Regions from separate parts of the Homo sapiens genome. Here region 2 is linked to region 1. A link is an interaction called in ENCODE POLR2A ChIA-PET data of the cell type or tissue named here. Cell type or tissue: HepG2. All regions are shown on one strand. Links, peaks and the distances in the headings refer to the core of each region. The heading gives the core; the rest is flanking DNA.

Region 1 (5,082 bases), core at 536-4,535:
ATGCCTTGTCCCCACTGAATACCTGATCTGTCTCCACCCTTCCTGTCTCCATTGCCTTGGGCTCCCCTCCACTGACCAGTTCCTCACCCCCACCCCTCCCAGGCTCCTCAGGTGCTGCAGGCCCCAGAGATCTGCTCTCTTCTCTTTGCTCGGAAAGCTGCTGCAGCCTCTGGTATTTATTTTTTTTCCTCTGAAAAAACCCAGCAAGGAACGCTGGTTTTTTTCTGGGAAGGCAAGTCCAATCCTCACTTGTATCTAGTATCAGCATTAGCGTGTACCTAGAGGGCTGCTTTATGTACATATACATATCTATTTGCAAGTACATATGTGCAAAGAGAGACAAGTGGGGTTTCCTCTCATCTTATGAAAAATTCAGGATGTCCTTTCTAGCAGGCCCAGCCCCGCATTCCCACTCCCATTCCCATATTGGCACGGGAACGTTTCTTGCCAAGTGAGTTGACTGATGGTGAGAGAAGGTGGGTTGGCGTTATCCTGGCAAAATGCTCTGGGGCTCATAGGGCCATGAGGCTGGCACTCATTCAGGTACAATGTGTGGAGTTGGGTGAATGAGAACAGGAGAAGGGATCAGGGATTTTGCATGGCAGGAGAACTATTTGGGCCCAAAGACCAGGACTTTACAGAGACGTGGAGGGTGGCTTTGGGGTCTGGGAAGGGAGGCAGTTGAGTAGAGCTAGGGATGTCCTATGTTCTGGTACCTGTAAACCAGGTGCTTCTCCCCAGCTTTCCCCTCTATCTCTAAATAAACATGTCTTCCTAGTCATTTATTATACCCCATGGGCTGGTGTCTTGAGGAGGCGCAGTGGGATGTGGTGGGGTGAGTCACCTCCTTGCTCACACTCGGTTGCTCTCCACCAGGCAGGTTTGGGGAGGGAGATTTGGGGTCCAGGGTGTTTTCCCTAGTATAGACAATAGATCCTGAGGCTCCTCATCCCTTCTGCCTTAGAAGTAGAACCGTCTCAGGCCTCTTGCCCAGAGAGCACTGAGGGTGACAATGGGCAGCTGCATGGGGAGCAGAGAGTGGTATGGACTTAAGGAGTAAACCATACAAATCCTCTGCCTGTTACCTGGAGGTAGTGGTGGGAGGTGGAGAGGCAGAACCTAGAATGATGAGTGAAGGCTGGATCCATAGGAGAAGAATGAAAGGCAAGACTGTTAATGGAAAGGGATTCCAATCCAGACCCCAAGAGAGGGTTCTTGGATCTCGTGCAAGAAAGAATTCAAGGTGAATCCATAAAATGAGGGCAAGTTTATTAGCAAAGTAAAAGAATAAAAGAATGGTTACTCCATAGGCAGAGCAGCGCTTGGGCTGCTGGATTAAGGATACCCGTATCTTGAGCCGACCTCTTATCTCATCCTGTGACTTAGAATGCCTAGCTTCCCGGGAATGCAGCCCAGTAGGTCTCAGCCTTATTTTACCCAGCCCCTATTCAAGATGGAGCCACTCTGGTTCAAACATCTCTGATGAGACCAAATCTGGTCCATTTGATTCAGAGCATCAAGTACAAGATTAAACATAAGAAAGGGCCTCTCCTCTCGGAAAGTCAGCCTGTTGGGGAGGCTGCCTTAACTAACAGGTGGAAGGGCCCTGAAGGCCGGTCAGGGACCATTCCGGGTGGGCTGGAACATCAGAATCCTGAGGGTGTCATCCAGCAAGTCTAGATTCTTGTTATTCTAAAACAGGAATGCAAGGGTTGGGTCAGAGGGAGGGGTAAAAACCCAGAAAGAGATTTCTTTTGGAGGCACTTTTAGAAAAAGGATACTTTCAAGGTGAATAAGAAACTGAAATGCATACTGGCCCTCCTTCCTTCTCTCAGGTGCCCTCCAGAAAAAAGGCGTGGGGCAAAGCAATGTTTTCTAGGTGACCTTGAATAACAGCTGGACCCCCTGACCTTCGTGAGAGAGCGCTGAGGGTTACCATTTACTGAGTGTCTAACAGTGGGCCAAGCCTGGGCTGAAGGCCGCGCGAATCACCTCCGTTAACCCTAGCTCCCCACTGCAGTGGGGCTCCCAGATGCTAAGGAACTTTCCAGGCTTATCCACTCAGTTGTATGTGGCAGGACGAGGGTTTGAGCTGCAGTCCATGTGGCTATTGATTCAGCTTATGTTCTCTAGTGCTGGGCAGGGAGGAGCTGACCCCCATGGGTTTGTTATGTGTGCTGGTTAGGGCCCTGCATGCCAGTCAAGCTCCTGTCCTACAGCCTGCCTGTGGGAGGATCTCAGTGTGAGGTCTGGAGCCCTGGACGAGGCCACCTGGGCTCACTCTCTTCATACTGGAGCAGGGAAAGGGCAGAGAGAGCTGCAGACCGGAAGGTGGATGGTCTGGGGTCGGAGTCCGGCCCCTGTCACCAGCTGTGAGTCATTAAGCCAGACTCAGGCTAAGGCTTCCTCATCTGTTAAACAGCGACACGCAGGGGACTGCTCATCTTTCAGGTGCGAGGTTGGGGGAGTGGTGGGTGGGGACAGGCATGGTTAACTGCATGTGGAAGGGGCTGTTGTTCTTGGGTATCTGGAAGTCACACGTGGTTATAAACTGGGAGCATGTGTGTGTTTGTTAATAGTCTTGCTCCCCAAAATATTCTAATATAGCTCACAAGCACGCACGTAAGCCTTCAAGATAGAAATCTGTGAGTGAAGAAAATGAGGCAAAGGGAAAATAAGAAAAGACAGCTGCTGGGTGCAGCGGCTCACACCTATAATCCCACCACTTTGGGAGGCCAAGGTGGGCAGATCACTTGAGGTCAGGAGTTCGAGACTAGCCTGGCTAACATGGTGAAACCCCATCTCTACTAGAAATACAAAAAAAAAAAAAAATTAGCAGAGCATGGTGGTAGACGCCTATAATTCTAGCTACTCGGGAGGCTGAGGCAGGAGAATCGCTTGAACCCAGGAGGCAGAGGTTGCAGTGAGCCAAGACTGTGCCGCTACACTCCAACCCGGGTGACAGAGCGAGACTCTGTCTCAAAAAAAAAAAAAAAAGACAGCTGCCAGGGGAGTGCTTACGACATGCCATAAGGACCTGTGTACTTGACCCTGCACTTCCACTTTGTGGAGAGCCAGCACCATGAGACAAACAAGTTACAAGCTTCACAGTGTGCTTTGGATCAAAACAAGCCAGCTATTCTGAGGAAGCAGGGCTGCTCTGAGAGCCGTGTAAGCGGTGGGCTGCATGCAGGGGATGGAAATGCATGCTTCTAGAAAACACCCTGCGAGGTTCCTGGGCTCATCTGATAAGGGCCCACCCAGAGTGTTAGTGCAGGCTGTGCACACAGCAGCTCTGGGCAGATGTGAGGCAGTTCCAGGCAGACATGGCTGCCACATCCCAGCCTCTTCCTCCCTAGAAGGCAGAGATCTCCTCCCCATGCAGCAGGCAGTCTGCTGGGTGGTAGGCAGCAGGGCTGAAGCATCCTCCCTTCATGAGGGCTTGGGCTGAGTTAAGCAGAGAGCCCCTTGCTGCTTCCACCTGGGCCAAATTCCAAGCTGCCAACAGCTTACAAGGACAAAGAAGCAGGCTGTGAGCCAGCCTGGTGAACAGGGTAAGGCCCCAAGGATAGGAGCCTTGGAAAGTGGAAGTAAGGCAGGCTGTGGCCTTCATGTCGTGGGTGCCTGCTTCTTCCATGAGTCTGTTGCATTCTCCTCACCTCGTCTGTGTCTGTTTGGCTCCCACATGCTTTGGTTTACATGTCCTTTGTGGCTTGCAGCTGCTTCCTTGATACCTAGAGGCATTTCCGCCTTCAGTTCCTGCTGCCAACCACCTCGGTCTCCACACTCTCCAATCCAAATGCCCAAGAGAAGGATCTGATTTGGCCAGTTTGTTCTTTTCAGCTAAGCCACATGGGCTACCTTCAGCCAACAGATGGGTGTCTTTGGGGCAGGTGCTGCCCTGGTGCAAGTTTAGAGATTGTGGGATCAGATGGAATATGTGGTACACTCCTTACTCCCAGCAGGGCTGTGGAGGGCAGTGCTAAGGAGCAGCAGGCATAGATGGGGAAGACACTCCAAACACATCTAACACACTACACACGTGCCTCCAGAGGCTGACAGCCCTTCCCTAACCTGCACTTGCTTTGGGCATTTCCAGGGTAGATATGGATTCCCAGTTTCTCCAGCGGCCAGTGCTCCCCCTAGTCCACACAGTGAGACCGTGAAAGCAGATGCTCCGGGGCACTCCTGGGCAGCTTTTGCTCAGTGGATGATGGGTGACTACAGACTCCCTGACCACCCCCAGCCCATGGAAATTCTCAACCTGTACTTGGGAGACAGCCTGGAGCCCCACCCAGGAGAGTGCCCAAGGGAAACGTGCAGCCATGAGGATCCACCGGAGCCTTTCGAGGAGCAAACCTGGGCCACTGACCCTCCTGAACCTACCAGACAAAATGTTCCTCCCTGGGGCTCCGGTGTGGAGCTCACACACCTGGGGAGCTGGGTCCATCAGGACGGGCTGGAGCCTTGCCAGGAGCAAACCCGGGCCACTGACCCTCCTGAATCTACCAGACAAGATGCTCCTCCCTGGGGCTCCGGTGTGGAGCTCACACACCTGGGGAGCCCCTCTGCCCAGAGGGAGCACAGGCAGAACACAGCATCACCAGGGTCACCAGTGAACAGCCATCTACCGGGGAGCCCAAAGCAGAACCGGAGCACGTCCACACAGGTAGTGTTCTGGGCAGGCATCCTGCAGGCCCAGATGTGTGTCCTAGACCTGGAGGAGGAGCTGGAGAAGACGGAAGGGCTCAAGGCTGGGCTGAAATGCTGTCTCCCCACGCCCCCTGTGGACCTCCCCGGGGACACGGGCCTGCACTCCAGCCCACCTGAGAATGAAGACTCAGGGGAAGACAGCAGTGAGCCTGAGGGAGAGGGCCAGGCATGGCTGAGAGAGGGAACCCCAGACTCTTCCCCACAGTGGGGAGCTGAGGAGGAGAGCATGTTCTTCAGCAACCCCCTCTTCCTGGCGAGTCCTTGCTCAGAGAACAGTGCTTCTGGAGAGTGCTTTTCCTGGGGGGCTTCAGACTCCCATGCAGGTGTGAGGACTGGACCTGAGAGCCCAGCGACTCTGGAGCCTCCCCT
Region 2 (5,082 bases), core at 478-4,477, 870 kb before region 1:
GACAGAGCGAGACTCCATCTCAAAATAAAAAAAAAAAAAAAGCTGCAACTTTGTGTGAGAGCTGAGAGGGATAGCTATATACTATAATTTGAAAATGCTTGGTTTTCTGATCTCTCAGTTTAAAGATAGTGGGCAGAGATTTCTTAATATGCACTCCTTAGTATACTGTTTCAGGAGATGTTAACAGGTGTGACCTAAAAAAAGAAGGTCAGACCCAAATAAATTTGCGAAACCCAGCACATGCCATCTGCTTTTGGAGATTCTCAGTTGACATTAATGTAGTAAAGCTTGTGAGCAGCTTAGGCAAAAAGAAGCTTATTTTGTTCAACCCATCATTTACTCAACTACAAACTATTTTTTTCCCTACACACCTACTAACATTCACTGAGCCACTCACTGTTCCATGGAACAGCAGCTTTGGAATTACTATGGTTATTATTTTAGAATTTTGGGGTGACTAAAAACCTGCCTGTCATCTTCTTAGACACCAGTAGACCTTTAGAATATGCTGATTTCCCTAACCCAAACTAATACAAATGCTTTCTAAGTAAGCCTGCACCTATACCCAGTTCTTACACCCTATACCTTTAAACAAAATTAGCTTCCAGGAAAGTGTGACTTTGAGCAAGTTATACCTGTCTCTTTGCCTCAATTTGCTTAATCTGCAAAATGAGGGTATAGTATTAAGTTAACTCTAAGGGCCCCATCAAGCACAGCATTTTAGATGTCTGTAGATCTGGGCTATACCTAAAAGATAATCATATAACAGAAAAATAAAGATAAAAATACATTATCAGTCATGTCAATTTATTGGCTATCACGAGAGACATTTCTTATGATTCCAGAAACAACTGGGAGTGTGCCAGAGCCCACGGAAGCAGTTCATGTTCAGGAATGGTCTGCAGGTGGCCCATCCAGAATAGCATGAACATGGAGGCCACAGCAGAGTGGCCAAGATAGATCCGTCTCTGTCCTAGGCCTTTCAGAGACTATGAGAGTCTCCAAAGCCAAATCAATTCGGGGTACCTTCAGATTCATCATAATTTTTTTGAAAAATCAAGAGTAGTCACAAAGAAGCAAACTTTCACTGAATTTTAAAGGCTTCTTCATTTTATTGGCCATAATACTCTTAAATTGTTTTAGTATTTACTGTACCTATTACATTTTTTTGTAATAAATATTATTTTCCTGGTAGATCCTTACATTTCCTCTACCTGATATATATTAATATTTTATGCTCTTGTCTCTTGTATCAATATATCTTCTAAAGTAAATAAGTTTTAAAATGACCAAGTACAGTAGGTAGCTTGGTTTTTTTTCTCCCTCCATCTCTCCCTCTTTCTCTCCTTCATTCTTGTATTTTTTTTTATTCGCAGTACTGTCTTGTAATGCAAAGAATATAGGAGGAGTTGCAAGGCACAATTCCTGAGTTCTGTCAGTCTGCTAACTCACCATATCTTCTGGGCACTTAATTTTGCCCTAAAAATTTATTTGTTAAAGTTGCTTTAGATTTTCTATAGTACCTTGATTATAGTCAGGTTTCCCATAGCTGTGGACACTGACATACTTTCTACTCATTTAAGTGGAACTAAACTAAAAAACAAAACAAAACACTTCCTCACCACAATCCTCTATTAAAACAATGAAACATTATTTGGAAGTAATGTATACAGAAAGAGTAAGTTATTAATGAAACGCTAAGTACAACTTGTTGCATTTTTCAGGGTGTGTGTGTGTGTGTGATTACCTAATTTTTTTACTTTTTAATTTCAGAGTTATATTCCTCAGGTTGCTCATTGATTTTTGCATAATTTACTTTCTTTGGCTGTTTATTTTATTTTATAACAGCCATGATTCTTTGTATAGAATGCCTATGTGAGCTGGTCATTTATATCTGCTTATTCTAAACGAATCTCTAAACATAAAAATGTTTGTGAATCAAATTTATATAGATTTGAGACACTTTAAATGATTCTGTCATAGTATATTATAAGCAATTTCATTGTGTTTTCCTGGGGTAAATTAGGTATGTTTATATTTTTAAAACGAATCTCTAGGATTATCTGTTTACTTTGTATTCTTGTACCTTTTTTAGAATTCTTACAGTAAAATGTGATTTGAGCTGTGAATGCTGGGGATCAGATTTCAATTTAGACATCTATTGCCTCAATGTTTGCTGTGAGGCAATCTCTTGTTTTCAGTAGATTGAACTTTATGCTCTATCTTTTAGCAAATTAAGAGAAAAGGGAAAACAGAAATCAAATCAGAAGAGTAAATAGTCATTGAACTCCTATGATATACAGGGCACAGTGCATGCCAGGTGCATGAAAAATAATGTTGTTTTTTAGAGTTGATGAATGTAACTCATTACATTTAGCATGGCTAAGCATCATACTCTGCCTTGTTACTTAATCTTATACTTAAAGCAGAAGTTGAATAGGGGACTCAGGAGAAGTAAGGAAAACAAGTAGGGCTATAAGATTTCTTTTCCTTTAATTTTCTTAAGTTTTTTTCTTAACTTTTTATATTTAAAAGTTAAAAGTAATACACGCCGCCTGTTTGTTTGCCCTTTTTTTCCCCTAAAGAAAGTACAAAATAACCACACACATAAAATCTCTAATCCTGCCATCCAGAGACATACACTGTAAAATATGGGGGTATATTCTTTTTGTCTTTTTTCCTTTGCCTTTATTTATTATTGTAGAATTGGGATCAATTTTTTACTTCATAAAATATTGTAAACTTTTTTTTTGTTTTTTTTTTGTTTGTTTGTTTGAGACACTCTCACTCTGTTGCCCAGGCAGGAATGCAGTGGCGTGATCTTGGCTCTCACTGCAGGCTCCACCTCCCAGGTTCAAGCGATTCTCGTGCCTCAGCCTCCCAAGTAGCTGAGATTACAGAGGTGTGTGCCACCACACCTGGCTAATTTTTTGTATTTTTAGTATGGACAGGATTTCACTATGTTGGCCAGGCTGGTCTCAAACTCCTGGCCTCAAATGATCCCAAAGTGCTGGGATTACAGGCATGAGCCACCATGCCTGATCTGTAAACAGTTTTTATGATCCAAAGTTGTTGATTTTTTAATGACTGCATAATATTCTACCACCTAAGTGTATCATAATATATTTGACCAGTCTTCTAGTTTTAAATGTGTAGAGTGTTTCTCGTTTTGCTGTTTGTTTTACTATGTCAGTATTTTATTATATGACTAGATCTTTGTGTCTCCCTGATAATTCTTTCAAAATAATCCCAAAAAGTACAAGTTGTATGTCAAACAATATGGATATTTTAAAGTCTTTTATAACATACCTATCAATAATATGAGTGCATATTTTATTGTGTCTTTGCCCAAATTGAGAATTGTGAATTTTTAAACTTTTTATAATTTTATTTAAAAAGTTATTCATCTTCATTAAAATAGAAAGAAATAGGCTTTTTTTTGCGATCACTAGTAGCATAAGTAGATTACTAGACACATATCTCTCTCCAAATAAATGAATAGCATCAGAATGTTCAATCTTGATCACTTTTTGTAGTCAATTTGTACTTTTTTCCAGATCAACTTAATCATACATTTTGATACCTATTAATATTTCATATGCTGCATTCAAATGGAATTTTTTTCTTGCAGTATAATAAACCAGGGAAAAAATGGAAGGTTATGACTCAGGAATTTATTAATCAGCACACAGTGGAACACAAAGGAAAACAAATCTGTAAATACTTCCTGGAAGGGAGGTGTATTAAGGTAAATTTATAGAGGTATCATAAGTCATTTTAACTTCCAAAATAATCTTTAAAATTAAAGTCTTTTGGGGGATGGTTAATTTTTTTCTCTTCTCATATAGTTGTAATAAAACTGGGTCTTTAAAATGTATCTTGCATGGAAATACCGTACATTAGAGCTCATTTAATTATGTTCTGGGACAATAACATAATTTGTTGAAATCGGATTTGTTTAAAAGACACATAATGCTACGTGGCAAGTACTGTTCAAAGTACAACTAATATTAAATGATTTAATCCTACAGTGACCCTACAAAGTAGTTAATGTTATTATCCCCATTTTATTCATGGCACCAAGAGGTTAAGTAAGTTCCCATGGTAGCTCAGCAAGAAATGGTGAGTGCTGGTTGCCAATTCAGGCAGTATCCTGTGAGGTCTTGCTCACTGTGCTGCCTTAATGCATGTAGCTACATCCACTGTCTTGGGCAGGAATTCTAAGGGGTCATTTGAGTTATTATTTGTTCATTATTAAAGACTGAAGATAATGACCATAATTTTACCATGAGACACCATGTAGAAAATTCAGCTGTTGTTTCTTTGTTTCTCATTGTTTCTTACCTTTTTTTCTTTTTTCTTTTTTTTTTTTTTGTGAATAGGGAGATCAGTGTAAATTTGATCATGATGCAGAGTTGGAGAAAAGAAAAGAGATCTGCAAATTTTATTTACAAGGATATTGTACCAAAGGAGAGAACTGCATTTATATGCATAATATCCTTTATTTAAAATGTATGTTAAATAAAATGCTGGGGTTTTAAAGCATCATTGAGGTTTTAAAAAATAATAAATACACCCTATAAAGCCTAGTTTGGTTTTAAATTTAAAACAACACATTACATAAACCCAGTCTAGTCAAACTTTGTACTTCAAAAGAGCAAACTGACCTTTATTCTTTAGGGAAATGAGATAACTGCCCTTTGGAAAAAATTCTGTGAAGGGAAGGTACTTTAATATAATCAGCTTAAAGTATTTCAAGAGATTGTGCTTCCTGAAGGAGTAGTTGGCAAAATACTTATTTTATTCCATAATTATTTTACTTAAGTTCGGGAGTAAAAAATTATCATTGTGAAGATTATAAGTCTTATCAAATCTTACCACTCAATGATAGATGCTGTATATTCTTCCCCACTCTCCCTTGGGAAATATATACATTTAAATTGTATTCCTGCTCCTACCCAAATTGGAATTTCACTATATATAGTGTTCTGGTCCTTTAAAAAAATGTATTCTGCAATTTTTCCATGTTAATTTTCCCCCAAATATCTGTCAGGTTGCTCACTACGACTTATGACTAATGAA

The links. ChIA-PET counts read pairs that join two places held together with the same protein. Peaks named below come from ENCODE experiments on the same cell type or tissue, not always from the same donor. Only the 100,000 strongest peaks of a DNase experiment are listed, where the experiment ranks them.
Region 2: POLR2A ChIA-PET joins it to region 1 with 5 read pairs; 1 of 35 experiments calls an interaction of 5 or more read pairs at or near these places.

The regions. Positions count from the first base shown.
Region 1 is chr2:113,178,247-113,183,328 of GRCh38, forward strand. It overlaps PSD4 (pleckstrin and Sec7 domain containing 4), which reads left to right. Exons shown (of 17, transcript NM_012455.3): 2 at 4,100-5,082. The coding sequence starts at 4,211. Among named protein-coding and RNA genes, the nearest start is that of PSD4, 6.8 kb to the left of the region's middle. In HepG2, for the core only: a CTCF peak has its summit at 2,426; DNase peaks (open chromatin) are centred at 2,375 and 3,085.
Region 2 is chr2:112,312,839-112,317,920 of GRCh38, forward strand. ZC3H6 (zinc finger CCCH-type containing 6) reads left to right here. Exons shown (of 12, transcript NM_198581.3): 6 at 3,632-3,748; 7 at 4,383-4,494. Among named protein-coding and RNA genes, the nearest start is that of ZC3H6, 40 kb to the left of the region's middle. In HepG2, for the core only: no CTCF peak of the experiment used is centred there; a DNase peak (open chromatin) is centred at 2,183; H3K4me3 peaks cover 410 bases.